Linked DNA regions of Homo sapiens: regions 1, 2, 3, 4, 5 and 6 are each linked to region 7. A link is a loop called in an ENCODE intact Hi-C map of the cell type or tissue named here. Cell type or tissue: endothelial cell of umbilical vein. All regions are shown on one strand.

Evidence for each region. Hi-C counts contacts between places; a loop is a spot of excess contacts. Peaks named below come from ENCODE experiments on the same cell type or tissue, not always from the same donor. Only the 100,000 strongest peaks of a DNase experiment are listed, where the experiment ranks them.
Region 1: a loop joins it to region 7, with 2.8 times the contacts of the local background. A loop is called at or near these places in 3 of 110 quality-filtered maps.
Region 2: it touches region 7 in a loop (9-fold over the local background); 40 of 110 quality-filtered maps call a loop at or near these places.
Region 3: a loop joins it to region 7, with 10 times the contacts of the local background. A loop is called at or near these places in 16 of 110 quality-filtered maps.
Region 4: a loop joins it to region 7, with 8 times the contacts of the local background. A loop is called at or near these places in 7 of 110 quality-filtered maps.
Region 5: a loop joins it to region 7, with 7 times the contacts of the local background. A loop is called at or near these places in 33 of 110 quality-filtered maps.
Region 6: a loop joins it to region 7, with 8 times the contacts of the local background. A loop is called at or near these places in 69 of 110 quality-filtered maps.

Annotation. Positions count from the first base shown.
Region 1 is chr12:51,742,371-51,746,370 of GRCh38, reverse strand. It overlaps SCN8A (sodium voltage-gated channel alpha subunit 8), which reads right to left. Exons shown (of 27, transcript NM_001330260.2): 13 at 336-468. Among named protein-coding and RNA genes, the nearest start is that of TMDD1, 71 kb to the left of the region's middle. In endothelial cell of umbilical vein, no CTCF peak of the experiment used is centred here; a DNase peak (open chromatin) is centred at 1,920; H3K27ac peaks cover 1,915 bases.
Region 2 is chr12:51,529,738-51,533,737 of GRCh38, reverse strand. No RefSeq gene overlaps it. Among named protein-coding and RNA genes, the nearest start is that of SCN8A, 59 kb to the left of the region's middle. RefSeq lists an enhancer at 1,477-1,536. In endothelial cell of umbilical vein, a CTCF peak has its summit at 1,647 (motif pointing right); a DNase peak (open chromatin) is centred at 1,647; H3K27me3 peaks cover 204 bases.
Region 3 is chr12:51,588,468-51,592,467 of GRCh38, reverse strand. SCN8A (sodium voltage-gated channel alpha subunit 8) reads right to left here and starts at 1,235. Exons shown (of 27, transcript NM_001330260.2): 1 at 1,109-1,235. RefSeq lists a silencer at 1,483-1,732. In endothelial cell of umbilical vein, a CTCF peak has its summit at 1,613 (motif pointing right); a DNase peak (open chromatin) is centred at 1,597; H3K4me3 peaks cover 1,586 bases; H3K27me3 peaks cover 1,084 bases.
Region 4 is chr12:51,676,189-51,680,188 of GRCh38, reverse strand. All of the region lies in intron 2 of SCN8A (sodium voltage-gated channel alpha subunit 8), which reads right to left. Among named protein-coding and RNA genes, the nearest start is that of SCN8A, 87 kb to the right of the region's middle. In endothelial cell of umbilical vein, a CTCF peak has its summit at 1,892; a DNase peak (open chromatin) is centred at 1,898.
Region 5 is chr12:51,872,939-51,876,938 of GRCh38, reverse strand. No RefSeq gene overlaps it. Among named protein-coding and RNA genes, the nearest start is that of ANKRD33, 13 kb to the left of the region's middle. In endothelial cell of umbilical vein, a CTCF peak has its summit at 1,500 (motif pointing right); a DNase peak (open chromatin) is centred at 1,508.
Region 6 is chr12:51,419,792-51,423,791 of GRCh38, reverse strand. SLC4A8-AS1 (SLC4A8 antisense RNA 1) reads left to right here. Exons shown (of 3, transcript XR_001749147.2): 3 at 1,615-1,893. It also overlaps a transcript of SLC4A8 not described here. Among named protein-coding and RNA genes, the nearest start is that of SLC4A8, 3.0 kb to the left of the region's middle. RefSeq lists an enhancer at 3,540-4,000. In endothelial cell of umbilical vein, a CTCF peak has its summit at 2,343 (motif pointing left); a DNase peak (open chromatin) is centred at 2,321.
Region 7 is chr12:51,811,989-51,815,988 of GRCh38, reverse strand. SCN8A (sodium voltage-gated channel alpha subunit 8) reads right to left here. Exons shown (of 27, transcript NM_001330260.2): 27 at 3,125-4,000. TMDD1 (transmembrane and death domain 1) reads left to right here and starts at 1,064. Exons shown (of 1, transcript NM_001386737.1): 1 at 1,064-2,068. The coding sequence starts at 1,096. The coding sequence ends at 2,049. RefSeq lists an enhancer at 865-1,364 and a silencer at 1,473-1,552. In endothelial cell of umbilical vein, a CTCF peak has its summit at 1,535; DNase peaks (open chromatin) are centred at 1,278 and 1,508; H3K4me3 peaks cover 1,306 bases; H3K27ac peaks cover 1,213 bases.

The DNA of each region.
Region 1 (4,000 bases), 70 kb after region 7:
CTACATTCCTTTATGCCTTACAGCACCCCACTGACTCCTCATGATGACAATGACAGGGGTCTTGAGCTCCTCTAGGTCACTCATGCAGGTCCTTTCCTATCTCTTACGTACCTGTGTACAATGCTGGCAGCATATCTGAAGCCCATATATTTGATTCTCTGCATGTAAATTTAGGAAGAGAATTTGTGATTCTAGTTTCTATATAGGAATACGTTCCATTCCTAAAGCTCAGAGACAGTCTTTGCAAAACTCAGACCAAGGGACAGGGATTATATTTACCATGCACATTACATATTTATATCTCAGCGGTTGGACTGACATTATAGGGCACATACCTTCTACTAGTGTATTTGTAACAACACTCATTATACTGTTGATTCTGTCCTTCCGCCCGTAGGAGGCTAATTGGTCCATGGAAACTAAAAGAGATCCAGGGCCTTTCTTCTTAATTTCCACCTCAGTTGTAGCCTTTAAAAAAAAAAAAAGAAAAGCAAATAGAGTGAGTTAAGTCTATAAAGGTAAATCTGGGCCTTACTTGATACACAGTCCAGTGTGTGATCTTCATTACAGTCTTTAACTTTGATCCTACAGTCCTATTCACTTCAAGAAGTAGAATGAAATGAATTGGCTATGGTTCATCCTTATTTCTGTGGGTGATAAGATGAAGTCATTTAAGTCTGTGTGAATCTACAATGACCCCAAGAATCTGGCTGGGACCCAAACATCTCACCTGGTTCATTCCAAGCATAGAGTAGAAAGACCAGATCCTCCTGGGGTACTGTCATCCGAAGTAGACCCTGAGTTTTCTGGTCCTAATCTCAAATCCACAATATTTGGCTAGAATTGGTCCACATGACGAAGTAAGTCAAATTTACTTCTATTTGAAATTTCATTAAAGTCAAGTCCCTGATCACACTAAGTATTATAGATGCTGTTTCTTCCTTGAGTAGGAGCACCATTATTCTAATAAACTGCCTCTTCCAAATACCAAATCTGGGCCTAACTGAATATTAGCAAGTTGAAGATCTGCTCCAGATCTCCTACAAGCCATTGTAAGAAAGTACAGAAAGGTTTTGCTATCTTAATTAAATATATTGTATCCTATGTTTATCTTGCCCTTTCACAGTTTTATGAGTTAACCTGCAATGTTCAAATTCCCAATAAAAAATGGCAGAAAGTATAATCAGATTGTTATAAAAAATATGATTACATGCTCCACCCTGGACAATAACTGGTATGGTAGATTACAGCAAAGGGTTTCTTCATGTCCCTGACTTACGTTCTTGTGACTATTCCACATCAGTTCAGGCTTAATGGGGTGGCTTAAAACTAATCCAGCTCTTTAGTAACCATGTTGTTCACTGTACCATATCACCCATGTAGACTTGGCTCTACCTTCTAAGATGGTGAAGGTAAGAGGACAGAGACAATCAGCAGCCCTCAGAGGACAGGGGAGATTGTATGAGGCTGGAGAAGCATATGTCTGATCAGTAAGAGAATGATCCTAGCTGTTTTAAAAAGAAAATAATTACCTCTGGAGAGCTACATCAAAAAGCCCATCTGTTCTAAACATCTTCAGATTTTAAGGACTGAACAGAAGAAAGTTCCTAGCAGATTACGATTTATCTTATCAAAGTGTTTCATTAGCCTGTAGTCCCAGCTACTCAGGTGGTGGAGGCGGCAGGATTACATGAGCCCAGGAGTTAGAGACCATCCTGGGCAACATAGAGACCTCATCTCAAAAAAAAAAAAAAAAAGTGTTTCATCAGACCGTTTCACTGATTCAGATTTGGATCAGTGACCTTGGGGTCTTGTTTGTTTTGTTTGTTTGGCAAAGCTACAGAAGAAATACAGGAAAAAAAAAACCGATTTCCCTGGGAATTCCTTGCTGCATTACTACACTAACATCTGTGTATGTAAGAATGACTTGTGGTGGTGGCCACAGGAAGAGGCTTCCTGCCTGTGGAAAAAGGAGAGAAGAGCAGGAAGGACTTTGTATTGTGGTTTGAGTGCCAGCATAGCTGCAGAATAGAACATCAGGCAAATCTCTAAGGTTTTTTGTTTTTGCTTTTTGAGAGTCTGCTCTGTCGCTCGGGCTGGAATGCAGTGGCATGATCTCGGCTTACCGCAACCTCTGCCTCTGAGGTTCAAGCAATTTTCCCACCTCAGCCTCCTGAATAGCTGGGATTACAGGCATACACAAGCACACCCGGCTAATTTTTGTATTTTTTAGTAAAGACAAGGTTTCGCCATGTTATCCAGGCTGGTCTGGAACTCCTGGCCTCAAGTGATCCTCCCACCTCAGCCTTCCAAAACGCTGGGATTACAGATGTGAGCCACCATGCCCAGCTAAAATTTAATTTTATTTAAACAAATACTTATTGTTTGCTAAGTGGTGTGGATACAGTGGCGAACAACACATACAACATGGTCCCTGTCCTCTTGATGGGTTTCACCATGTTGGCCAGGCTGGTATCAAACTCCTGGCCTCAGGTGATCCACCCACCTTGGACTCCCAAAGTGCTAAGAAATCTCTAAGGCTTTTTGCTCCAATCCCTGGCTTCCGGACAACATGTCTGTACCCACCTGGGACCTGGGGGAACTTGCTGCCCTGAAGGGGAGGATACAAACCTGGCTGGCTTCACCACCTGCTGACTATAGAGCCCTAGGGCCCTGAGTGAACACAGGTGGCAGCCATGTAGTGGTTACAGCGGGCCTTGGGCGAGACCCTGTGCTGTGCTGGCTTCAAGTCTGACCCAGCAGTCTCAGCAGTAATGGCCAGAGGGGTGCTTACATCAACACACTCCAGTTCAAGGTGGCTCAGCACAGAAAAAGAGACTCCATTTGTTTGGGAGAAAGTGAGGAAAAAGAACAAATCTTTGTCTCGTAATCCAGAGAATTCTTCCAGATCTTTATTATCCAAGACCACCAAGGTGGTATTTCTATGAATCTGCAAAAACCACAGCATTATTGGACTCGGGGCTCAAATTCCTTCGAATACCTAGAAAGCCTTCTGAAGAAGGACAGGCACAAACAAGCCCAGATTGCGAAGACTATAAAAAATACCTAGCTTGTCAATGCCCAAACACCAACAAACATCTACAAGCATCAAGATCATGCAGGAAAACATGGCCTCACCAAAAGAACTAAATAAGGTACCAGGGACCAATCCTGGAGAAACAGAGATATGTGACCTTTCAGACAGGGAATTCAAAAGAACTATATTGATGAAACTCAAGGAAATTCAAGATAACACAGAGAAGGAATTCAGCATTCTATCAGATAAATTTAACAAAGAGACTGAAATAATTATAAACAATCAAGCAGAAACTCTACAGTTGGAAAATGCAACTGAATACTAAACAATGCATTAGAGTCTCTTAATAAGAGAATTGATCAGACAGAAGAAAGAATTAATGAGCTTGAAGACAGGCTATTTGAAAATACTCAGAGGAGACAAAAGAAAAAAGAACAACAACAACAACAAAACGAAGCACACCTGCAAGATCTAGCAAATAGCCTCAAAAGGGAAAATCTTAGAGTTATTGGCCTTAAAAAGGACGTAGAGAAAGAGATACGGATAGAAAGTTTATTCAAAGGAATAATAACAGAAAACTTGCCAAACCTAGAGAAAGATATCAACATTCAAGTACAAGAAGATTATAGAACACCAAGCAGATTTAACCAAAAGAAGACTACCTCAAGGCATCTAATAACAAAACTCCCAAAGGTCAAGGATAAAGAAAGGATCCTAAAAGCAGCAAGAGAAAAGAAAAAAAAAAACATACAATGGAGCTCCAATAAATCTAGCAGCTGGCCTTTCAGTGAAAAACCTTACAGGCTAGGAGAAAGTGGTAATGATATATTTAAAGTGCTGAGGGAAAGAAACTTTTACCCTAGAACACTATATCCGGCAAAAATATCCTTCAAGCATGAAGGAGAAATAAAGACCTTCCCAGACAAGCAAAAGCTGAGAGATTTCATCAACACCAGACCTGTC
Region 2 (4,000 bases), 280 kb after region 7:
CTTTATAGTTAGCTATTCTAAGCATTTAATCACCAACTAATTTGCCCATGCAGGTGGACAAGAAGGTAAATTCAAATTGTGTTGAAGAAAAGAAAGCAGTTTGTCTCTGGGTGCTTTGTCTGCTTATGAAAGGTGAGGACTCTGATATCATCTAGGGTGAAACTGTTGTGAAGCAGATGGAGGAAATTGATCTTTGATATTAAAGGCCATTTTAAGAACTTTGTAAGCCCCAGAGACTCCTAGTTTTATTATAGCAAATATATTAAAACACACTCATATCCTATGTTAAATATAATTTGCCCTATAATTTTTTTTTTTTTTTTTGAGATAGGGTCTTGCTCTGTCACCCAGGCTGGAGTGCAGTGGCACCAACACGGCTCACTGCAGCCTCTACCTCCTGGGCTCAAGCGATCCTCCCACCTCAGCCTCCTGAGTAGATGGGACTACAGCTACTCAGGAGGCTGAGTAGAGAAGGTCCCACCATGTTGCCCAGGCTGGTCTTGAATTCCTGAGCTCAAGTGACCCACTACGCCCTGGCCTCCCAAAAGTGTGCTGGGATTATCCACCGTGCCTGACCCTGCCCTGTAAGTTTGAAAGGAATTTTATAATTTTGCTTTGGAAATTATTTGGCGATGAGTAATATTTAATTTATTATTGGCTACGATTACTCAGGAGTCACCATCTCTACCCAGGAATTCTTAAGAAGTGAAAAAAATCTAACCCACAAAATTCTTTTCAAATGGAATAAATATTTATAAATACTAAATTTAACAATTAATGAAATTGACAATGTTATGTTTTACTGATGTCTAATTAAGCATTTATAAATTTTGTTTTACTGGGCTTTTTTTTTTTTTTTTTGGCATTTGGACCCAGTAACTTCTTTTTGGGTCCACAAGATAAAATGGCACTATTGATATGTGTCCCCCACCTGTTCTTCTGGAATCTCTACCCCAGGGTAAATGGGACTTTATTACCCTCCTGCCTCCCTCCAACCCCCCAGCCCCTCCCCAGCTTTATCCAGTCAACTCTCTTCAGAAGTTCCTCATGCTCAACTTTTTCCTCTTTTTTTCTTTACCCTTCTTCCTTTTCTCATCTTTCTTTGGCACCCAAAACATTTCTGATAACACCTCGGCTCTCCGCACTCTGAGCTCTATTAATTTGCTAATGTCCTAAATGTTTAATGACTCACAGTCCAGGCAACTTGGTTATGTCTTTTCATAGTTACATTTTAATTGGGCCTTTTTAGAGATACAACACTTGAATTCAAAAGGCTCTCTTTAATGATGTGAATTTAGGGCTTAGTTGTGGGAGATATTTCTAGGGAGGTGCAAAATCCTTTGGGAGTAAATTCCAGCAACAAAAAAAATCCTCTTCCCCTGGGAGCTCACAGATGAGCTGAGGAGGTAACATGTAATGCATAACCAGGACATAAGGTAGACGGCACCATTAGGGACGCGTAGAGGAAGGGCGTGGGGGCTTACAGCAGAGAGCTTGCTTTCAGCTGCGGGAATCAGAGGAGGTTACCTGGAGGAAGCGACATTTGAGTTGGACCCTAAAGGATGGGTGGGGTTTGGAGCCCTGGTGCTTCTGGCTCACTCCTTCCCTTCTAACCAGCTGCCGTTCATGAGTTCCTCCAGCAGAGGGCAGGCATAGCAAAGACGGGAAGGAGAGTCCGATTCTTCAGCCCAGTCTTGAGTGGGGCTTTGCATGCCCAGAACTGTCTAGACGGCTTTCTGGGTTTACTAAGAAGGGGCGGTAACTGAAACCTGGTGCCACCTGCCCTGGTGCCACCTCTCCATGGACACTAAGGTGCCCTTTCTAGAGCAGTCAGGCCGGGCAGGTTTGGGCAGTCCAGCCTGGGGAAGGGGAGAGGACTGCCTTTCTGGGTTGCCATGGGAGTTTATTCCCCACTCTCCCTAAGGAACTGGGAGCCGAGGTATGGGTTGCTTTGGTGCTTAAAGTATTTCTCTGTCTATGGTCAGATGAGACAATAATTCATGCTCAAGTGGTTTACTAAGGAAATATTCCCAAGAAAATATTATAAGGAAGTGGGGACAGTAGAATAGGGAAAGAGTAAATGCCAGGCAAGTGTCTGATTTGGGGTGAAGTCCCAGCCTCAGCCTGATGCCTGAGGGAGCTCCAGGGGCGTGCCTTGCAGCACAGAGTTTGCCCTCCCTCAGGGCAAAGGAACAGGGCTTTGTACTGCTGCACCCATCAATGGCTGACCACGGCTGCCCCAGGGGGACGTCAACTGGCAGCCCCTTCCAGTTCTTGGTGCATCTGGGTGACTTAGCCCCAGGAGCCCGTGCTTTATCGTCTGAAGACAGGTGTTGATAGGAGCCATCGACAGTGAACATACACAGCTGGAAAGGGGATCTGAGGACAGCTGGGTGCGGCTCCGACCGCCTTTGCTACTCTCTCCAAGGCCCCTTCTATTTATCCAGTCTCCCCATGACCAAAGACTTTGTCTTGCAGACAGAACTACCACTGGGGAAACCCAGGAAGATTCCAAGCCCTCTTGTCTTTTCAGAAGAGATCATTTCTGGTCTCTCAGCACCTCTGGTCTTGCTCTGGGGAACCTGTATTTTTATTGCAGGAGTCCTCACCTCTGTCCCCTAATCCCTTCTACCCCAGCTCCTCAAAATGCATCCCTTCAGAGTTCTCCACCCTCAGCTAATTGTCAGTTCGGGCATTGACGTTCCCCATGGATGCATTAATGGCAGAGAGATGCTCTGACAGGCACTGTGTTTTACCCAGCTCTCCCTTCTGTTACCACTCAAGTGGGAGCTCTCCGAGAGCAAGGGCTGTTTCTCATTCCTTGCCCAGGCCTGCCTGATGGAGTGGGTCTCTAAGTGCAGTTCCTGGACCTCCAGCATCAGGCTCACGGCAAGTGCGTTTTATAATCTTAACTTCCCCGCCAGCCCCCATCCCACCGCACACACACAAAAGGGGTCTGGAAATCAGCCTCTTTCACAAACTTCCTAAGTAATTCTGGTGCTCATTAAAGAATGAGAGCCATGGCCCAAGCACTCAAGGGGCAAATGAGTCCTCCAGAGAACTTTCAGGAACCCCCATGGCACACTTTCACCTTTGTCAAGCCACATCTCACCTTCTCAAGGAGCCCCACCCCCGTCCCAGTGCTCCTGATCCCCTGTACCTATTCTACTTCTTCCTACCATAGCATTATCACCTTTTTCATTATGTGTATCGCTTAGTCTCTCACCTTCCCCCATTAGAACATGAGCTCCATGAGGGCAGGGATCTTTGTCTGGCTGACTGCTATGTCCCAGTGCCTGGAATGCAGTATCCACACATGGTTGGTGTTCAAAAACACGTGTTGCATGAATGAATGAAGTAATTGTGTGGAGAGGCATCAGAGTAACTGAAGACAAAGATCATTACAAATTATCCACTTCTAAACTTCTTTGATAACAGACATTGCATTATCTGTGCCCTGAGACCCCCCTCAGATTCAATGACTTACTGGCAGGACTCACAGGACTCCGAAAAGCTGATATACTCACAGTTATGGTTCATTACAGGGAAAGGATACAGATGAACATCAGCAAAGGGACAAAGTAGGTGGCGATGTCCAGGAGAAATCAGGCAATCAGGCTCAACCTTCTAGGTGTCCTCTCCCAGTGGGCCTGACGGGAATGCAGTTAATTCCCCCAAAAACTATGCATGACAACACGTGCAAAATATTACCAACCAGGGATGAGCCTTGTTGTCCAGGGGTTTTATGTGGTGGCAGTACCCACATGACTTATTTTAGCCACTCAGTCTCTAGTTCCCCACGCTACTGAGAGGTCAAACTGTTGGTGCACAGCCCAGGCAGGGCCTTAGGCATACAAAACCAGACATTCACCATAAATCACTTTATTAGCACAAACTGGTCAGACTGATAGTGTGGCCTAAGGCCTGGGGCATAGAAAAAAAGTCAACCAGGCAGGATCTTCCAAGGGCTCAAAGGTCACCTCCCAGGAGCCAGTCAAGG
Region 3 (4,000 bases), 220 kb after region 7:
GTGAGGAAGAGGGCATAGGGTGGAGTAGTCGGATGGAATGCATGGTTTGAAGAATCCTATTTATCGGGCTGAAAAATGGTTCCCATTCCATCCCAACTCGAAGCTGGGGCCCCTGAAAGGGTCTGACAGTCCTGGCTAACCCCTGGAAAGTTAGCCAAGTCTCCACCGGTGGTTGTTGCTGGCAATGGAGGGGATGGAGCTGAGCTCTCAGGAGAAACTGCAGAGGCTTTGCGGTGCCCCAAGGTACCAAGTGAGAACTAGAGAGGAGGGTCCAAGCCCACGGAGCTGGGCAAACAGTCCTGTACCCCAACGCTAACAAGAAGCCAAGGGTGCTGCTGCTGATGGTAAGGTGGGGGAGGGAGAGGAGAGGAACAAGCTCTGCATCGGGTGGCGTGGGGGTGGGGGGTGGGGGTGGGGGTGGGATGGGGGAAGGGGATATTCTCAAAGTGATGTGCTTCCAAATGCAGGAATCCTCGCCTGCCGAGGAAGGTCCCGGGAGCCCCCATCACAACTCCAGAGCACCCTGTTGGGAGGGGGACGAACGCATCCGAGTAAAGGACAGAGGGAGTCGGGAGTGCTGGCTGCGGGAAGAACCCAGGAGCCCTTGGCTTCTGCAGTTTTTAGCAGTGTGAAGCCGGCTGAGGGAGAAGGATGCAGTAAGACATGGGGGAGGGGGAGGGCTGAGGGGCTGCTGTAGGAAGATCCCGACAGCGCTGCCCTTCCCAGTGCAAGCCGGCTAGGGGCCCCAACTCTGCCCGGCACTGAGGGAGGGATGGAGGGCTGCACCGCGGAAGGGGCACCAAGGACGGGCCGTGTCCCTCACTGTAGCCGAGACGGAGAAAGCAGGGTGTCCGGGGTGGGGACTGGTGGTCCTCAGTTCTCTTAAGAGACCCCCGGTACACACAGTAGAAGGAAGCAAGAGTTCCAAACACCTGTCCAAAACAAGGAGAGCAGAGCCCCAGCTCCACGGCCCCTGGAGCCCCGCCGCGCACTCTGCGGCAAAGCCCCTGACTGGAGATGGGCGAGCCCCGCTCAAGGGTCCCGAGGCGAGAAGGGAAACCCGGAGGGCAGGAAGCAGCGCTAGGGCGGGGGCTCTGGGGCGACTTACGGCAGCGGCGGCGGCGAGGGAGGCAGCGGCGGCCCTAACGCGGGGCCCGGGAGGCGCGGCCGGACTGCAAAGGCGCCGAGGATGCGGCGGGCGGGACTGCGGTGGGCGCCATCTTGGAGCGCTCCCCGCGCCCGCCCCCCGCACCGCCCGAGTCCTTGCATAATTGATGACTCGCGCCCGCCGCGCGCCACCGCGCGCGCGCCCCTACTGCCGGGCCCCCCGCCCGCCCCGCCCCCGCGCCTACCCCTCCGCGCGCGCCCCCTGCCCGGGCCGGCCCCGGCCCGCAAGCGCCGCTGCCACCGCCCCCGCCCCCTCCCTGCGCTTCGCGCCCGCCCGCCCGCGCCCCCGCGGCCCACCTACCCCTGCAGGGCGCGCCCGCTCGCCCGCTCGCCTGCAGCGCGCCGCCCGCCCGCAGGCTCTCAGACTCGCGTCTCCGCGCCGCCGGGAGCGGATCAGGGGCAAGAGGGAACAGGGCGCCGGCAGGGGGCGCCGCGCGGGAGCGCCAGCGAGCGTCCCCGGGCCCGCCTCCACTACGCCCCCGCCGAGCCGCCGGGAGGGGCCGCGGGCTGAGGACCGGGACCCGCCGCGAGACGCTGGCTGGCTGCTCGCCAGCGCCGGGCGGCGAGACCCGAAAGCTGTCGTGGTGACCCGCGTGCTCTGTGGCCCGCGTCAGTGCCAAGTCTTACCTTTCTCCTGCCCCCCAACAGTGCCGCGCTCAGTGAAGTTTCTGACATCCAAAAGCGCAGGGAACTCAATTTACAGGATCTTGGGCCCACTGAAAAAACGAGAAGTCAATCAGCGGCAGGTGGAGGCTCGTGTTTCAGCCCACAGGGACCTGCTGCCAGGAGCGGGGAGGCGCTGCCTCCCTGACAGCCCCCAGGCCACCTCAGTCTTTCCGATCCTCAGTCTGTCCATCTGTAAAGTAGGCATGAGCATTTCGACCGCTCACTCCACCCTCGCGAGGATCTAGGTAATGAGTGCCAGAGCTCTTGGCACTTTACTGTGTCTCTCCTCTACTTAATATTTTCCTACCACCAATCACAAGAGGGAAAAAGGGTGTAACAACCTCTCCAAACCTCAGTGTTCTCGTCTGTAAAAGGAAACAGTCACAGTAGCAACCTTATAAACTTCTTGTTTGTACTAACGGGGAGCATGCACTTCACACATTGCTAACACAGCCAGGCACATGGTATGCTTATCACATAATGTGCCCTCTACAATACATTTAAAATTAGCTTTACTGGGGTATATTTGCGTGTGTTTAGATTGTACAATTTTGAGTTATGTGTGCACTCATGAAACCATCACCACCAAGGTAATGAACACACCCATCACCTCCAAAAATTTCTCCGTGTGCTTCTTTGTAATCACTCCCTGCATCGCTCGCCCCCACACACCCTCTCCAGGCAACCACTGATCTTCTTTCTATTACTGTACATTGGTTTGCATTTTCCGGAATTTTAAATAAATGGAATCATACAGTACAAACTCTCTTTTTTGTATGGCTTCTTCCACTCGGCATAATCGTTTTGAGATTATTCAGTCGTTGCCTATCAAGAGTTCTTTTTTACTGCTTAGTAGTATTCTTTATGGGGATACACCACAATGTGTTTATCCAGTCACCTGTTGATGACATTTAGGTTATTTCCAATGTTTGTCCGTTACGAACAAAGCTGTTATGAGCTTTCGTGTGCAGGTCTTTGTATGGATATATATGCTTTCGTTTCTCGTGGGTATAAATATCTAGGAATGGAATAACTGAGTCCTGTCTTAGGTGTATATTTAACATATTAAGAAAGGGCCAAACTGCCTTCCAAAGTGGTTGTGCCTTTCCATTCCTACTAGCAGCACATGAATTTCAGTTGTTCTACATCCTCACCAACATTTGGAGTGATCAGTCTTTTTAATTTTAGCCATTTGAATAGATGTGTAGTTTTATCTCGCTGTGGGTCTGTCGTCCATTTCACTAGTGACTAAAGATGTTGAACATCTTTTCATGGACTTGTCATCTGTAAATCCTCCTGGCGAAGTGTCTCTTCAAGTCTTTAGCCTATTTAAAAATTGGTGGGGTTTTTTCTTGTTAATTGAGTTTTACGAGTTGTTTATATATCCTGGCTGGGCTCAGTGACGCATGCCTGGTGTCCCAGCTACTCTGGACACTGAGCAGGAATAATTGCTTAAACCTAGGATTTCAAGTCCAGCATGGACAACACAGGAGACTCTGATTCTAAAATTTTTTTAAAAAAATTAAAGAGTTGTTTATATATTGTGGATACAAATCTTCTGTCAGACATGTGATTGGCAAATATTGTTTCCCAGTTTAGGCTTATCTTTTTATTCTTTTTACTCTCTTAACAGTGTTTTTCCAAAAGCAGAGGTTCTTCAGCCAGTTGTCCTGGTGCACACTTGTAGTCCCAGCTACTCGGGAGGCTCGGGCAAGAGGATCTCCTGAGGCCAGAAGTTGGAGGCTATAATGTGTTATAATTGGGCCTGTGAATAGCTGCTGCACTCAAGCCTGGCCAACATAGCCAGAACCTGTCTCTTAAAAAAAAAAAAATTAGACCTTCTTAATTTTTATGAAGTTCAGTTTATTATTTTTTCTTCTATGAATCATGCTTTTAATGTCATGTCTAATAAGTTTTTGCCCAACACAAGGCCCCAAATATTTTATCCTATGTTTCCTTCTGGAAATTTTATAGTTCTAGAGTTTACATTTAGGTTTATAATCCATTTTGAATTGATTTTTGTATGTGGTATGAAATGTAGTTTGAAGTTCTTTTGTTGTTTTGTTGCATAGATATATAGTTGTCCCCATACTATTTGTTGAAAACACTATCCTGTCTCCACTGACTACCCTTGCACCTTTGCAAAAAATCGTTTACTCAAGTATGT
Region 4 (4,000 bases), 140 kb after region 7:
CAGTTTTTCTGTTAACAAAAATAAACATCTAGCACACTAAACTCCTGAAATGAAGGTAAATCTCCCATACTTTAGTAGGAAATTGTATTACAATAAAACATGTTTTATTATTGAAATAATTAGATTTACAGATAATTTGCATGCAGTTTTTCACAATGGATCTTTTTTGAAAAGCAAGATAGTCCACCTATAAGTCCAGCACTTTGGGAGGTCGAGGTGAGTGGATCACGAGGTCAGCGGTTCAAGACCAGCCTGACCAATATGGTAAAACCCCATCTCTACTAAAAATACAAAAATTAGCCCGACATGGTGGCATGTGCCTGTAGTCCCAGCTACTCTGGAGGCTGAGGCAGGAGAATCGCTTGAACCCAGGAGGCAAAGCTTGCAGTGAGCCAAGATTGCACCACTGCACTCCAGCCTGGGCAACAGAGCGAGACTCCGTCTCAAAAAAAAAAAAAAAAAAAAAAGGCAAGATAGTCTTTGGACAAACACAAGTACTCAAAGCTTAGGAATTTCCCTTTTAATACTGGGGCTTGCAGTAGTTACACGAGAAAGAGATAAGTAATATACCCGGCACCAGCAAGCTTTTTCTGAAAGGGCGCAGGCAGTCAATACTGCAGGCTTTGTAGGCCATACAGTGTCTGTTAAAACAACTTACCCCTGTAACTGTGGTGTAAAAGTAGCCATAGACAACATGCAACCCAAGAAGAGTGGCTGTGTTTCAGTAAAACTTTATGGACACAGAAATTTAAATTTCGTATCATTTTCACACATCCAACCATTTAAGAATGTAAACTACTCTTAGCTTGTGGGCCATACAAAAACAGATGGCAAAACTGATCTGCCCCAGGGGATACACTAATATTAGTTCCTGACTAAGTCCAGACTGACTGCATAAGAATCATCTGACTAGCTTTCTATTTTGTCTTATCTTTTATTTTTATTTTTTGTAGAGACAGGGTCTTGCTATGTTGTCCAGGCTGGTCTCGAACTCCTGGCCTCATGCAATCCTCCTGCCTTGACCTCCCAAAGTGCTGGGATTATGATTATAGCTGTGAGCCACTGCACCTGGGGTGAGTAGCTTTATTTTTTTTTATTTTTTTATTTTTTTTGGAGACGGAGCCTCGCTCTGCTGCCTAGGCTGGAGTGCAGCGGTGTGATCTCGGCTCACTGCAACCTCCACCTCCTGGGTTCATGCCATTCTCCTGCCTCAGCCTCCCGAGTAGCTGGGACTACAGGCGCCCGCCACCATGCCCAGCTAATTTTTGTATTTTTAGTAGAGACGGGGTTTCACCGTGTTAGCCAGGATGGTCTCGATCTCCTGACCTCGTGATCCACCTGCCTCAGCCTCCCAAAGTGCTGGGATTACAGGCGTGAGCCACCATGCCCAGCCTAGGCTGAGTAGCTTTTTAAAAAACACAGTCATAAATCCCTTCTCCAGGTGTTCTATTAAATAAGTGTGCAGAATCCAGGAATCTGTGCTCACCAGATTTGGGGAACCACTAGATCATCTCTCAGGTCATGTGCTAAAACATTTGTGTTCTCCTTCTTCCCTGCCTCTGCCTAACTGTATGGCCTGGCTGGGCCACTGCATGTCTCTAGATCTCATTTTCTTCGTCTATAAAATAAGAGAGAGGGCTGCCTGATGGGCATACTCAGGTCCTTTCCAGCACTGATATCTGTAATTCTACGATTTAGAAAATTCACAGAGCATCCAGGATTAAGTGCAACAAAGCAGCAAACCATAAATTTGAGGAGAAAGCCTATTATTATTTATTCTCTCACATTTTATCCTTGTAGAACTCTCTTGAGTTAGTTATTCTGCTTCCTTATGTTGAAGTCTGTCAAGTCCAGGGTCAACAGTGCTTGATAGTACCATACTTATGTCAGCAGGGGGGAGCATAGAGCAGCCCCAAGGCAGAACTGCGTCACACAATGCTTTTCCCTGCACTATCTCCCCTACTTTTATCCCCTGTTCTCAGGAGAACAGTGAATATGGGAGAATGGAAAGGAATGACTGGTGATGGGTTGACTTTGAGAGAGATATATGTATATATGTTTCATATGGCTGATTAAACGTTTGTAATCATCGTTAAACTTCTGGTGGGAATCCAGAAAAGGACATTTGTCCTCTCTCGTTCAACACTACGCTCTAACGCCAGATCCTTCAAAGCCTAGATATAGTGGAAAGGACAGCAAGCTTTGGGTTTTTACAATACTTCTTAAACAACAATCACTTGGTGCCCATGAAGTCCAATAATATTTTACCTAATCTGTCTCAAATTAGATCTTTGTGAAGTAAATGAGTTAAAAGGGAAATTGAAATTGGATTGCGGTTACTGCCCAAGGGGAAATATCAGTTTACAACAACAGCCACTGAATGTGTTTCAGCACAAGGTCCATTAAGAGCGGCAGAACAGTTCTTAACGAGTTATGGCATGGAGTATTAATAAATGTGTCATGTGGCATAAAATGAGCCTTCTGAAAAGCACAGGCTTTTCATTTCTAATTAGCAATGTGGGGCTTGGAGCACACAATGTAGAAGCATTGCCATTGTTAACTCAGGGTAAGATATCTTCTCTTTGGGGCCCACTATTAGGGGAAGGAACACCGTGCAAGGCCAGGTAGAGCACGTCCATATGCATACCAAACAAATCCTAGCATACTGCAAATGCAAAACAATGAACACACACAGTCATCACAGGACTGCAGTACAGCTAGTTTATTAGCATGTCTCCACCCCATCCCAAGACTGAAATAATTTTTTTAGCCACACAAAAAGTGTAAATTAAAAAAAAACAGGATGGGCTCACATCTGTAATCCTGTAATCCCAGCACTCTTGGAGGCCAAGAAGGGAAGATCGCTTGAGCCCAGGAGTTCGAGATCAGCCTGGGCAACATGGCAAAACTCCATCTCTACAAAAAAAATAAAAAAAATTTGCTGGGAATGGTGGCATGTGCCTGTAGACCCAGCTTACTTAGGAAGCTGAGGTGGGAAGATCGTTTGAGCCTAGGAGGTTGAAACTGCAGTGAGCTCTGCTCTCCAGCCTGGGAAACAGAGCAGGACCCTGTCTTGGTAAAATAAAATAAAATAAAATAAAATAAAATAAAATAAAATAAAATAAAATAAAACAAAACAATAAAGGATGCATATATATGAAAAGACTTTATATAGAAGAGTACTCAATGCAGGGGTGGAGAATATCATAGAAGAGAAAGCTTCTTCGAGAAATATTTATTATCCATTCCCTGGTTTGCTGTGAAACACATGGCCCAGGAGAGCAGCTCTTCACTCAACCAATTCTCCCCATCCTGAGAGGTCAACATCTCAACTAGGGCAAAGGTAATCTGCAGGCATCTGATGAGCTTCTGGCTATAATGAACACCTAGGGGCTCAGAGGTTTAGCTAATCAACAAGAGGGCAGCTGGGAACCTTTGAGTCTATCTGACTATAACTATTACTGGCAATGACTTATGACTGTCCCTAGATCTTAACTGTTTTGATTTCTAGAACTAACTGGTCCTCTCATTTTTAGCCAACTTCTCTGGCCTTAAATTCTTGCCTGCCTAAACAAAATATATGTACTTTATTCCCCCAGGCCTATGCACCTCTTTCTGAACTAGGCAACTGGCCAGTTGTTCATTAATCAACAGCAATTTGGCATTCATTTCTGAGTATGCATACAGCCAATATAGCAAGCAACAAATAAGTGTCTTTTCAAAATTTCCCTGGTTTAATAACGGAAAATATAATGCAGAATCTAAACAGATTCTATATCAGGCTAGGAAGCTGTTCAGAAACAAATGACCTGTTATGTAAAAATGACTATGCCATGTTGAAAAGAATCCTGATTTATGCTAATCTGCCTAGTGAATTCCTCAAGTAAAATTACAATATAGGTTATATTATATAGCCCCAGTGTGTCCCAGGAAAGTCTCCAGCAAAGGCATAACTGGAATGCATTTCCAGAGTACCCGTGTCCTGGTACTATCCAGCTCC
Region 5 (4,000 bases), 61 kb before region 7:
CTGGGATTACAGGCATGAGCCACCGTGTCCGGCCAGAATGGTCATTCTTAACATTGGCGGCACAATGTAATCACTTAAGGACTTTTTAGAAATAGTGATGCCTGGAACCCACTCTGGAGATTCTGAGACTATTGGTCTGGGGCACAACCTGGGCAACAGGATTTTAAAAATCTCTTCATGTGATTCTAATGTACAGCCCAGATGGGGAACCTCTAGACAAAATGATGCTCTTTAAAACATGGTTAACTTAAAGAGGAGGAATAAGAGAAGGGTGAAGAAAAAGGTTTTTTGTTTGTTTGTTTGTTTGTTTTGAGATGGAGTCTCGCTCTGTTGCCCAGGCTGGAGTGCAGTGGCGCGATCTCCACTCACTGCAAGCTCCGCCTCCCGGGTTCACGCAATTCTCCTGCCTCAGCCTCCCGAGTAGCTGGGACTACAGGTGCCTGCCACCACGCCCGTCTAATTTTTTGTATTTTTAGTAGAGATGGGGTTTCACCATGTTAGCCAGGATGGTCTCGATCTCCTGACCTCGTGATCCGCCCGCCTCGGCCTACCAAAGTGTTGGGATTACAGGCGTGAGCCACTGCGCCCAGCGGGTTTGTTTTTCAAACTTGTATAATGTTTGAATCTTCCACCTAGATAATTACTACTTGGTAATGATAGAAAAAAATATATAAAAGAATCAGAAATATTTCCCTGTCTGTTTCCTTCTTTTCCTCTGCACACAGAGTTCGTCATCCCTTGGTGGTAGCTCTAATTCATTCATTCAATCACTATTAATTGAAAACTACTCTGAGTCAGGCACACAGTTCAGTGCTTGTGTTTTTCACACTAGTTATCATTAATCTCATTCTTGGCCAGGTGCCGTGGCTCACACCTATAATCCCAGGACTTTGGTTATCTCTGTGTCTCCCGCATCTAGTACCTTGTCGGCCATTCAGTAAATGTGAGTTCCCCTCCAGATTCTCCTCTGGCCTGAAGATCACCCCCAGCATCATGCAGGAGTGATGGTCAGGGACAAGAAGTCTTATTTTTGTTTGTTTGTTTGTTTTGAGAGGGAGTCTCACTCTGTTGCCCAGGCTAGAATACAGTGGCCCGATCTTGGTTCACTGCAACCTCCACCTCCCGGGTTCAAGTGATTCTCCTGCCTCAGTCTCCTGAGTAGCTGGGACTACAGGCGTGCAAATATGCCCAGCTAATTTTTGTATTTTTAGTAGAGACGGGGTTTCACCATGCTGGCCAGGCTGGTCTTGAACTCCTGACCTCGTGATCCGCCTGCCTCGGGCTCCCAAAGTGCTGGTATTACAAGGGTGAGCCACCGTGCCTGGCCTAGGGACAGAGTCTTTTTAACCTGTGCAGAGAGACCATAAGAACACGTAGGTAGGTGAATGGGGATTTCACATTTTGCTTTTCAAATCCTCTTTTCCCCAAGCCCAGAGAAGCTACTTCTAGCACCAATCACCCCAGCCTCAGCAAGGGTCTTGTTACTGCGAGGCCACTGTCAGCCAGCAGGTGGCAGGTCTGGGCAGGAATTGGAAGAGCATCCCCACCCCACAGGGCTTGAGGCTATAGCTGAGGGTTCTAGGGTCAGGTGCAGTGTCTGGGTCTTGGCAGGGCAGATGCACAGGAGGGTTGTGGGGTTCCGTTTCTGGCTCAAAGGAAAGGGAGTTATTTCTGTAGTTATTTCTGTATATCAGCTTTAGCCAACCTGGATGGGTACCCCAAGTGTGAGGATTTTTTTTTTTCAGGAGTCTTGCTCCGTTGCCCAGGCTGCAGTGCAGTGGCGCGATCTCGGCTCACTGCAACCTCTGCCTCCCAGGTTCAAGCAATTTTCCTGCCTCAGCCACCTGAGTACCCGGGATTACAGATGTGAGCCACCACACCCGGCTTACTTTTGTATTTTTTTTTTCTTTTTTTTGAGACAGAGTTTCATTCTTGTAGCCCAGGCTGGAGTGCAGTGACGCCATCTTGGCTCACGGCAACCTCTGCCTCCAAGGTTCAAGCGATTCTTTTCTGTCTCAGCCTCCCGAGCAGCTGGGACTATAGGCATGTGCCACCAAACCTGGCTAATTTTTGTATTTTTAGTAGAGACGCGGTTTTACCATGTTGGCTAGGCTGGTCTTGAACTCCTGACCTCGGGTGATCCGCCCATCTCAGCCTCCCAAAGTGCTGTGATTACAGGTGTGAGCCACAGCACATGGCCAAGTGTGAGGATTCTTCTACCTTCTACCTGCATTGATGCCCTGTCTTGAAGTGCCCTGTCCAGGCCTCCCTCCTCAAGAGGACTCAATAGGGATCCCTTCCCAGCCCCTGCCAAGTTCCCCAGGCCTGGTCTTGACCCTCTCTGTGTATGCCTTTGTTGATAGAAATGATTGTGGTAGTGGGGCATGGAGTTGTTGGTTAATGTGTAAAATAATGGATAGCTCCTGGATGACACAGGTACACTTCAGCCAGGGCCTTCTGCAGTCTCAGGCTGGTGGTCTTAAGGATTAAAAGCAAAGGCCCTTTATGGATTAACCTCCTTTGGACCTCTCAGCCGCTGGGGTCTGACAGGAGTTCACAAGGATGTTCCTTTGCCTGCCGCTCCTATTTCTCAATCACTCTCTTCAGTGTCTTCTGCTGGTACTCCTCTTTCTGTCTGCCTGTCATCCCCTTTTCTTCAGCTTGATCTTTCTCATCTCGCCATCTGGCTCTTTCCATCTCTCTCTCCCTCTGATGCTCTCTCTTAAGCCCTGATAACATACACTGCTTGCTCCCTAACTTGCTCTCTGACTGCCGTGCGTAATCTCCAGCCATCTAATCCTTTGGGCTGGATTTTTGCCCAGAGTCTTGACTTGCGGAATTCAATCAGAAGAGAAGGTGGTGGGGCGGGGGGCGGGGGGGCGGTGCAGGGGCAAATCTACAGAGAAGGAACTCAGGAAACTTTTGAGTCTGGTTTGGGAACAAAATACTGTGTCATCTCATCCCTTTCTTTTCTTCTGGGATCTTTTTCCAGCAGAAGCCCCTCTCCTCCCAGCCTCCAGGCTTGGTGGCAGTTACAGCTGGAGCCGGCAGTCAGTGGGGAAATGGCCCAGCCCAGCTGAAGGACTAGGTAGATGCAGGATGGGACCCAGCAGAGCAGGGCAGAGAATGGAGGAGGTGGCCTCTGACCCCAGCTCTGGCCCTTTCTAGGGGTCCTGTGTGACCTGCCATAGGTCATGCCCCCTACTCCCGAATCATGATCTGCATCACAAAGCCCACAGCTTGTAACTCAGAGCCAGCCAGGAAGGTCTGGGATTGATTTAGGGTCCACTCTGACCAGCTCACCCTCACTGGACTATGACCCCTTGGGTGGGGGTGAGGACAAGGGTCATGGGTGAAGTTCAGGCAGGGGTGTCCTGACCACCACTACAGCATACCTGTTGCAAATCCTTCTGCACTCCTAGTGGACTGGAGGGGAGGCCTGGGCACATGAGTTCAAGGTTCTCGCTAAATAACCCATTCCCTCTGGCACAGCTCAGGGCCACGGTGAGGGAGCCACGGTCATTGCCTAGTGGGCGTTCAGGGACAGCATTCTCAGGAATCAGGCTCAAGGTGTCTTACACAGCAGAGAGAGCTTCATTGCCCACCAAAAGGGCAGTCAGTTAAGTCCTACGTAAGCCCTTCCACCCATCACCACCAACCGCAGTTACACTGAGCTGCTCAGAGCCAGTGTACATTTTTGTTTACAAAAATTTTTACATTTATGTTTAGCCTGATATATTTCATGTTGTCAGTTTCCATTCATCCACCATTCCCTTCTGGAGATATCACTGAAGAATATTCTCTACTCTGAGTATTTCACTTTTTTGACCGTCATCCACAGTAAATACATTTACTTCTGGACCCAGGACACATGAATGCACATGTAACTACAAGCAGCGTTTCCTGAAACTGTAAAGCACTGTTATGTTTTCTACTCTATTCTGTTTTGTTGTAAGGAAAAAAAAAGTTTTTAAAATGATTCCGTCAACAACTAGTGGGC
Region 6 (4,000 bases), 390 kb after region 7:
AAGGTGCTGGGATTACAGGCGTGAGCCATGGCACCCGGCCGTGGGGCCTTTTGTTTTATATGCACTATCATACCAGACTTCAGGTAGGTCCAAATTGGGGTCAGGGGAAGAATTGTTGCAAATAATTCTCAGCCCCTAAAGAAGCTACAGTTGGGGAAGGTAGTCTGATACATGTTAAAACTTTCCACCCCTGCTTACCATCCTTTGTGTTGGTCCTGAAATTGGAAACAAGGTTGGGCTTCAGTATCCCTGAAGCAGAATTGTATTTCTGATGTCCTGTATAAGCCTCCTGTCTAGTCTCTGCGTTTTAGTGTTCATTGCCACACACTCCATCAATCTCTTTACTAATCCTGTCATCTTGAATCTGGAATTCACATCCTACCCTCATCCCCATTTTTGTCCATCAAAATCTTAACCATCCTTCAAAGTTAATCTCAAAAGCCACCCTCTTCCAAGAAGCCTTTCTTTATTCTACTGTCCCTGATACCCCTAACAGATGTCATCTCACCCTCCCCAGAATTCTCAAGGCACTTCATACCTTTCTTATAGCAGTTGTCATGCTGTGGTTATTTAAGTACTTTATATGTTGACTTTAGCTTACTAAAATATTATAAGTTCTTTGAAAGCAATGATTATTTTTCTTATGCCCTTCTGTATACTCAACAGAGCCTCAACCAATCCCAGGCACATAGAAAGTACTTAGTAAATATGAATGCTTTTAATTCAATCTAATAAAAAATGTATTGAACACCTACTAATGAACAGGCCCAAGTAACACTGTAGAGGCAGAGAAATCTAAAATATATATCTCCAAGGGAGCTTAACAGGCTTATCAGGGAAACAGGGTATATGTTAATGAGTAATATTATATAAACCATGAAGATTGCAAAAATTCAGAAGAGAAAATGATCTTCAGGAAGGTTTCACAGAGGACATGGATTCGAGCTAAGTCTGAAAACATGGGTAAGATTTAGCTGACCCAAGGTAAGAAGAGCAAGCATCTCAAGTCTTAGGCAAAGACTTAAGAATAATAATGCACATGGCCCATTCAGGGTAGCCACAATTTGGGCCAAAGCAGAAAGTTATTGAGAAGAGCAGTGGGAGGTAATAGTTGTGATAGAGAAAGGCTGTGGGCTGGGCATGGTGGCTCACACTTGTAATCCCAGCACTTTGGGAGGCCAAGACAGATGGATCCCTTGAACCCAACAGTTCAAGACCAACTTGGGCCAACATGTAGAAATTCCATCTCTATTTTTAAAATACAAAAAAATTAGCCAGGCATGGTGGCATGCACCTGCAGTCCCAGCCCCTCAGGAAGCTGAAGTGGGAGGATCACCTGAGCCCAGGAGAGGCTTCAGTATACCACTCCACTCCAGCCGAGGTGACAGAGTGAGACCCTGTCTCAAAAAAATAAAAAATAAATAAAATAAAAGGCTGTGATCAAATTGTGGAGATCTGGCTAATTCATTCAGACTTTATTTTTCTTAAATGATAAAAAGCAGGACGCTGAAGGCTTTAGGGAAAACTTCCACACACCAGAACCTGGGTTTAGTGGTATAAATGCATTGTGTCATTTAATAGTCATAATGTCTCTACTCTTTTTCTATTTCACAGGTAAAAAACTGAGGCTCAGTGAAGTTAAGCAACTTACTCAAGGTCAGGCAGTCATGAAGCTGGGATTCCATCATTCATCTATTAATTCAAAACACTTTTGCTGAGAACCTATGTATCGTGCCCTATGTTAGGTGTTGGGAAAACAGCAATTAAGACAGTGTCCTTGGCCTCATAAGCCTTACAATCAAGTGGGAGAAAGTAAACAAGTCATCAAACAAGATAACCGCTAGTTATAATCACTACTGTTAAGTAAATAAAGAGTTATGTGATCAAGAGTAACTGGCATGGGATAGGGAGAGCTTCTCTGAGGAGGTGGGGAAAGATTCACCTGAGGAGACGAGTCAAGAACAAGCTCTCTGATTCTAGAGTTCTTGACCACTATGTTGTATTGGCCTATAAAAATTGTACCATCTCCAAAATCTGCCCTTAGGGGAGAATGGATTAGAGGGGGAAACCTGAGGCAGGGCGTCAGAAAGACTGACTCTAGCAACGTGGTAATTCAGGAGCCGAGGATGGTGGCCAAAGGAAAGATGTGCCCACATCCCCCACTCCCCTGGAAGGCAAGTCCCAGCCATGGCAGAAGTGGAGTAGGTAGGGTAGGGAAAGGAATTGAGAAGTAGTGGTGATTCCTGGGAGGACTGGTGGATCTGACTTCTCTCCAGTACAAATGTGGAAAAAGTCAGAGCCTCTGGCCCTTGACTCCAGGGTCAAGAGCCCCATCTTCTGGCCTATTGTGCAAATTACAAAAGGAAGTAGGCCACAGAGGCAGCAGCTAAGGCTGCTGCTATCTGGGGCACTGCAGAAGACAGGCTCTATCCTCCCAGGGATGATTTGGTCTCTCCTTCCCAGAAAAAGCTGGTTCACTTGGCTCTAAGCACGAGGCTCCTAACATCTACTGCTCCTTACCCTGGTTGGAAAAGCTCAAACACATGGCTCTCAGCCTGGCTGGAAGACAAGTCCTAGTGGAGCTGGGGGTATTCAGCCAAGGACATCACCTCACACTGATTATTTTTCTAAAGAAATCAGAAAAAAACAGCAGAACAGAATTCAGAGCCTTCTTGAATCTTCAGTCAGCCCAGAAAGAGGCATAAAGTGGACAAGAAAATGGAAAATACATGTGTAGAGGCAGAGACAACACATGCACACACACACACACACATCATACCAATAGGGAGGCAGAGAGGCATGCTACATGGATAGCCTCACTTCATCCTTGCAACAACTCTGAGGTAGGCACTATCATCCCATTGTATAGATTAGAAAACTGAGGCTTGGAGAGGTAACTTCCCCAGGGCACACAGCCAGCACAGTTAATAGATGGAGACACTAGACTGTGAGCTCAGATGAAATGATTCCACAGTGCATGAGCTTCACCACCCTACTGTCTCCCATGGGGATGCCTGGGAATTTCATCCTTCTCTAACTTTCATAGGCTCCACTCTTTCTTTGTGGCTTCCTGACGTGGCCATCCTTCCAGATTTTGTTTTAGACCTATTCTTTCTCTTCTATAATACCAGTGGTTCTTAAACTTTGGGGAAAGCGGTGGGTCTTGAACTCCCTGGAGACATTATAAAATCTGTGGATTCTCTTTTTCAGATAAGTAAACAAAGCCCAAAATTTTGCATATAATTGTAAGGATGTGTTCATAGACTTCTCAAGGAAGCATGAGGCACCTTACGTATATGATCCTTAAATATCCTGAAAGACATTGAGATTCTTCTATTCAGAGACAGACACAAATATAAGAAACGCAAAAAGTCTGAGAAAATGTTCTTAAATAATTTGCAACCAGTTTTTTCATCAAAAGCATCTTAACTCCTCCATCAGTTTACTCTGTCTCTTGTTCTATGTGAACTGTCCAAAGAGCCACCAGGGCCGGGGTCTTAGGCTTTACTTGCAATTAAATAGGTCCCAATTTCCAGCTGTGTCTTATACCTGATTTTTATTTCTCCACTTTCCTCTTACTTACACATCTAAACCCAAGATGTGGTTGGAGGAAAAGACGTCGGGATCTGAGGAAAGACTTAATTAGGGCTTGTTCGTGCTGTCGTCTGGGAGCATTTCCTGTGGAAGGGAGGGGCGAGAGGGGGAGTGAGAGAGATTCTTTGTCAAGCTGAAAAGGTTATGCAGGTGCATGATTTGCTTTCAGCCCTTGCCAAGTCACAGCATATTGAAAGAGACTACAGAATACAATTTTCATTGTTCACAGCATGCTGCCAGCATGGAACACTACACATCCCAGGGAAGAGTCTGAGGCGCCACAAAAGCTGAGAGCCAAGCTCCTGGCTGTGAAAATCGCTCCCCACTATTCGTCATCATCAACATCATCCACAGAACTTCGTTACACCACACTCAGTTACACTTTGCTCCAAACTGAGAGAGGCTC
Region 7 (4,000 bases):
TGGGCAGCAGCAGGAGACCCTGTCTCTTAAAAAAACAAAAAATTCACACATTGACTCAACAAATCTTTACTGAACACTTATTATGCTCTAGTTGCCATGGGGACAATGTATGGACCTTGCAGTCTAGTTGGCGGAGACAGTAAAAAGGCCGAGCTGCAGTGTGCTGTGGGGCAGATAGGAGGAGTCCCTAATGGGGACACCACTAAGGGGTGTGACTCGGAGTCAGGGAGGGCTTCCCAAAGGCGCCTGACAGCAGGAGGAGTGCAGGCCGCGATCAGAAGGAGAGCCAGAGCCAAGCTTCCTTGGGGGAAATGGAATAAGTGCAGGTAGGCAGGGCCCCAGTGTTGGGGGGCAAGGATGGGGGCTGGAGGACCAGCAAGAGAGGAGGAGGGTCTGGACTTGCACTGGAGTGGGAGAATGGGATGATGGATTCATTTAATAAATACTAAACTTTAGTATTTGGTAGACAAGAGGAGAATTTAGGAATTGAGGCCAGGCATGGTGGCTCATTCCTGTCATCACAGCACTTTGGGAGGTGGTGGCAGAGGCGGAGGCTGGAGCTGGAGACCAGCCTGCGCAACACAGCAAGACCCCTATCTGCACAAAAGAAAATAAAAAAAGAGAATGTAGGAATTGATTGAATATCGAAGTTAATGGAGAGCAAGGGGTCTAGGGCTTTTCGTAAAGGGGAACGGTTGGGGAGTACATGAATTAGAAGAGATGTTGGTAACTTGTTCAGTTTGAGGTATTAGTGGCTATTAGGAGGCCTAGGGCAGGAGCTACAATGTAAAAGCCCAGAATCCTAGCCTCCTGGGGGGCTGAGAACCCCCTTCCTGGGTGTTGCAAGCCCTCTTACCCCAGTTCCTGAGTTTCGTGAGACCCTCCAACAAGTGCCATGTCGGAGTCCCCGTCTCCGTCGCTGGGTGTTGGCAGCCCCCTTGTCCCCAGTCCCCTCCTCCACTAGGCTTCCCGACTGTTCGGAGCCTCCTCCCTCCCACAATCCGCGGGCGTTCGGAACCCCTCCCCCATCACCGGCGCGGAGCCCGTCCACGTCCCCGTCCCCGCACAGTCCTCGGTCCCTGGTTCCCGCCAGGGATGGCGGCGCGGACTCTGGCGAGCGCCTTGGTCCTCACGCTCTGGGTTTGGGCGCTGGCTCCGGCGGGGGCCGTGGACGCTATGGGCCCTCACGCAGCCGTCCGTCTGGCCGAGCTGCTGACCCCGGAGGAGTGCGGCCATTTCCGGTCGCTCCTGGAGGCGCCCGAGCCCGACGTGGAGGCCGAGTTGTCCCGGCTTTCTGAAGACCGGCTGGCGCGGCCTGAGCCGCTCAACACCACGTCGGGGTCTCCGAGCCGGCGGCGGCGGCGAGAGGCGGCCGAGGACCCGGCGGGCAGGGTAGCCGGGCCTGGAGAGGTGTCCGACGGCTGCCGGGAGGCGCTGGCGGCCTGGCTGGCCCCCCAGGCCGCGTCCCTGTCCTGGGACCGCCTGGCTCGGGCCCTGCGGCGCAGCGGCCGCCCGGACGTGGCCAGGGAGCTGGGCAAGAACCTCCACCAGCAGGCGACGCTGCAGCTGCGCAAGTTCGGGCAGCGCTTCCTGCCGCGGCCCGGCGCCGCCGCCCGCGTGCCCTTTGCCCCGGCCCCGCGCCCCCGGCGCGCCGCGGTCCCCGCGCCGGACTGGGACGCCCTGCAGCTGATCGTGGAGCGCCTGCCGCAGCCCCTGTACGAGCGGAGCCCCATGGGTTGGGCGGGGCCGCTGGCGCTCGGCCTCCTCACCGGCTTCGTGGGGGCGCTGGGCACCGGGGCGCTGGTCGTCCTGCTCACGCTATGGATCACTGGCGGCGACGGCGACCGGGCGTCGCCCGGCAGCCCCGGCCCGCTCGCCACAGTGCAGGGCTGGTGGGAAACAAAGCTGCTCCTTCCTAAAGAGCGGCGCGCGCCCCCGGGGGCCTGGGCTGCAGATGGGCCAGATTCTCCCTCACCTCACAGTGCCCTTGCCCTCAGCTGTAAAATGGGAGCACAGTCTTGGGGCAGTGGTGCTTTGGACGGTTTATAAACGTTAAGAAATACCGAAAGAGCAGAGAGTTTGTTAATCCGTTGGAAAGGAGCAGCAAAGCCCGTGGGACTGCCGGTGGAAGAGGGGCTCAGGTACCAGGCTCCCAGGGTGGCAGGTGCACCGCCCAATTCTTGTCAGCTTAGCTTTTTTTTTTTTTTTTAAGAAGGAGCCTCGCTCTGTTGCCCAGGCTGGAGGGCAGTGGTGCGATCTCTGCTCACTGCAACCTCTGCCTCCGGGGTTCAAGGATTCAAGCGATTCTCCTGCCTCAGCCTCCCGAGTAGCTGGGACTACAGGTGTGCGCAGCCACGCCCCGCTAATTTTTGTGTTTTTAGTAGAGACGGGGTTTCGCCTTGTTGGCCAAGTTGGTCTCCAACTCCTGGGCTCAAGTGATCCGCCTGCCTGGGCCTCCCAGAGTGCTGGGATTACAGGCGTGAGCCACTGCGCCAGGCAGATTCCTTCTTATCTTGCAATTATTCTTCCACGAAGAGTTACCACTTATTGCGCACTGTGTGCCAGGCCTCATGCTAACTAGTTACATACATTATTTGATGTACTCTTCAAAACTCAAGGAGGAAGGTATTGTCTCCATCACACATGCGGAAACTCGGCCACAGCTAGTTAGTGGCATAGTCACGTTCTCGAACCTACGGCCGTCTGACCTGAAAGTTTGAGCTCCAGAAGGAAAGGTGTGTGCGCAATAAGGGGCTTGAAAAACGTGATGGGGACCAGAACAAGATGTGCAGCTCCCCCTCGGGGCTACTCTGGGGCTCTGCTGGAGTGTGCAGAGGCAGCACCACTAGAGAGGGGTGTGCCCACGTGCAGGGCGCCGCCTCCAAGGTGCTGCCCCCCGCCAGGCAAGGCCTCCTGACATGCTGAGTGGAGTCCCAAACCTTTCCCACACACCTGGGAGTGGCTAGGGCACTGCCTGCCCAGCTAAGGGGCTGAGCCGCGGTGAGCCCTTACGCAGACTTCTGTCCCCGCCACGGGACAGAGTGGGGTCCTGCGAGGTGGTGGTGCCTGTCCACCTTGGGCTTCAGTGTGAGGGCAATGACAGAATGACAGGCCAGTCCAAGAGGAGAGTTGAAAACAAGATTGACGTAACCCTTTATTGCAAATTCTAAAGTAAAAAGATGTACAGTACAAAGTAAAATTGAAATTTCATACTATAAACTTCCAATCCACTTACACATTCTCATTTCTCAAGCATTTCTGCCATTTCCGCATAAACAGAACAGGGAACAAGTCGAGGAGGTGAGGGAAGGAGATACAGCAAGGGGAAAAAATTGTCTTGAATAATCACAAACCCCAGAAGCAAGTGAAAGGAAAGACATTTTCTCGACCTGCTGTCCTGGTGATGAGAAGCGGGGGTGGTTGGAGCAGTGCAGTTTAAAATGGCTCTCAGAATAGCAGCATTTATGGTACCATTTCAGCTTCCTTAAGTCCAATAATACTTTGCCCTTCCCTAGCGCCTTTGCCTCTGTATCTCAAAACGCTTTACAAAACATTTAGTTAAAGCCTCACAACACCCCTGTGAGGTAGGTCAGTATTATTATCCCCATTTTACAGATGGGGAAACTGAGGCACAGAGAGGTTAAGTGACTTGCCCAAGGCCACACAGCGAGCCAGCGGTCAAGCTAGGGACAGAACACAGTTCTGTCCCTTTTCTGGAACCACTGGACCACACTCCCCTTTACCTATATACATTCTTCACACACACACACACACACCACATGTGCACACCCACCCACCCCACCCCACTTAGCCTCTATGTACAGCAAACAGCAGTGGGGGGCAGGGGCAGGGGGTGCCTCAGGAGTTTTAATGGAGGAAATCTTGGTAATCTTGGAAAGGGAATCCAAGAAAGCACAGAGCTGAACAATGGAAACTCTGTTGCAAAACTTGGGCCCCTCCCAACCCAGACTTCCTCTTCTCTCCTGATGTCCCCCTGGCT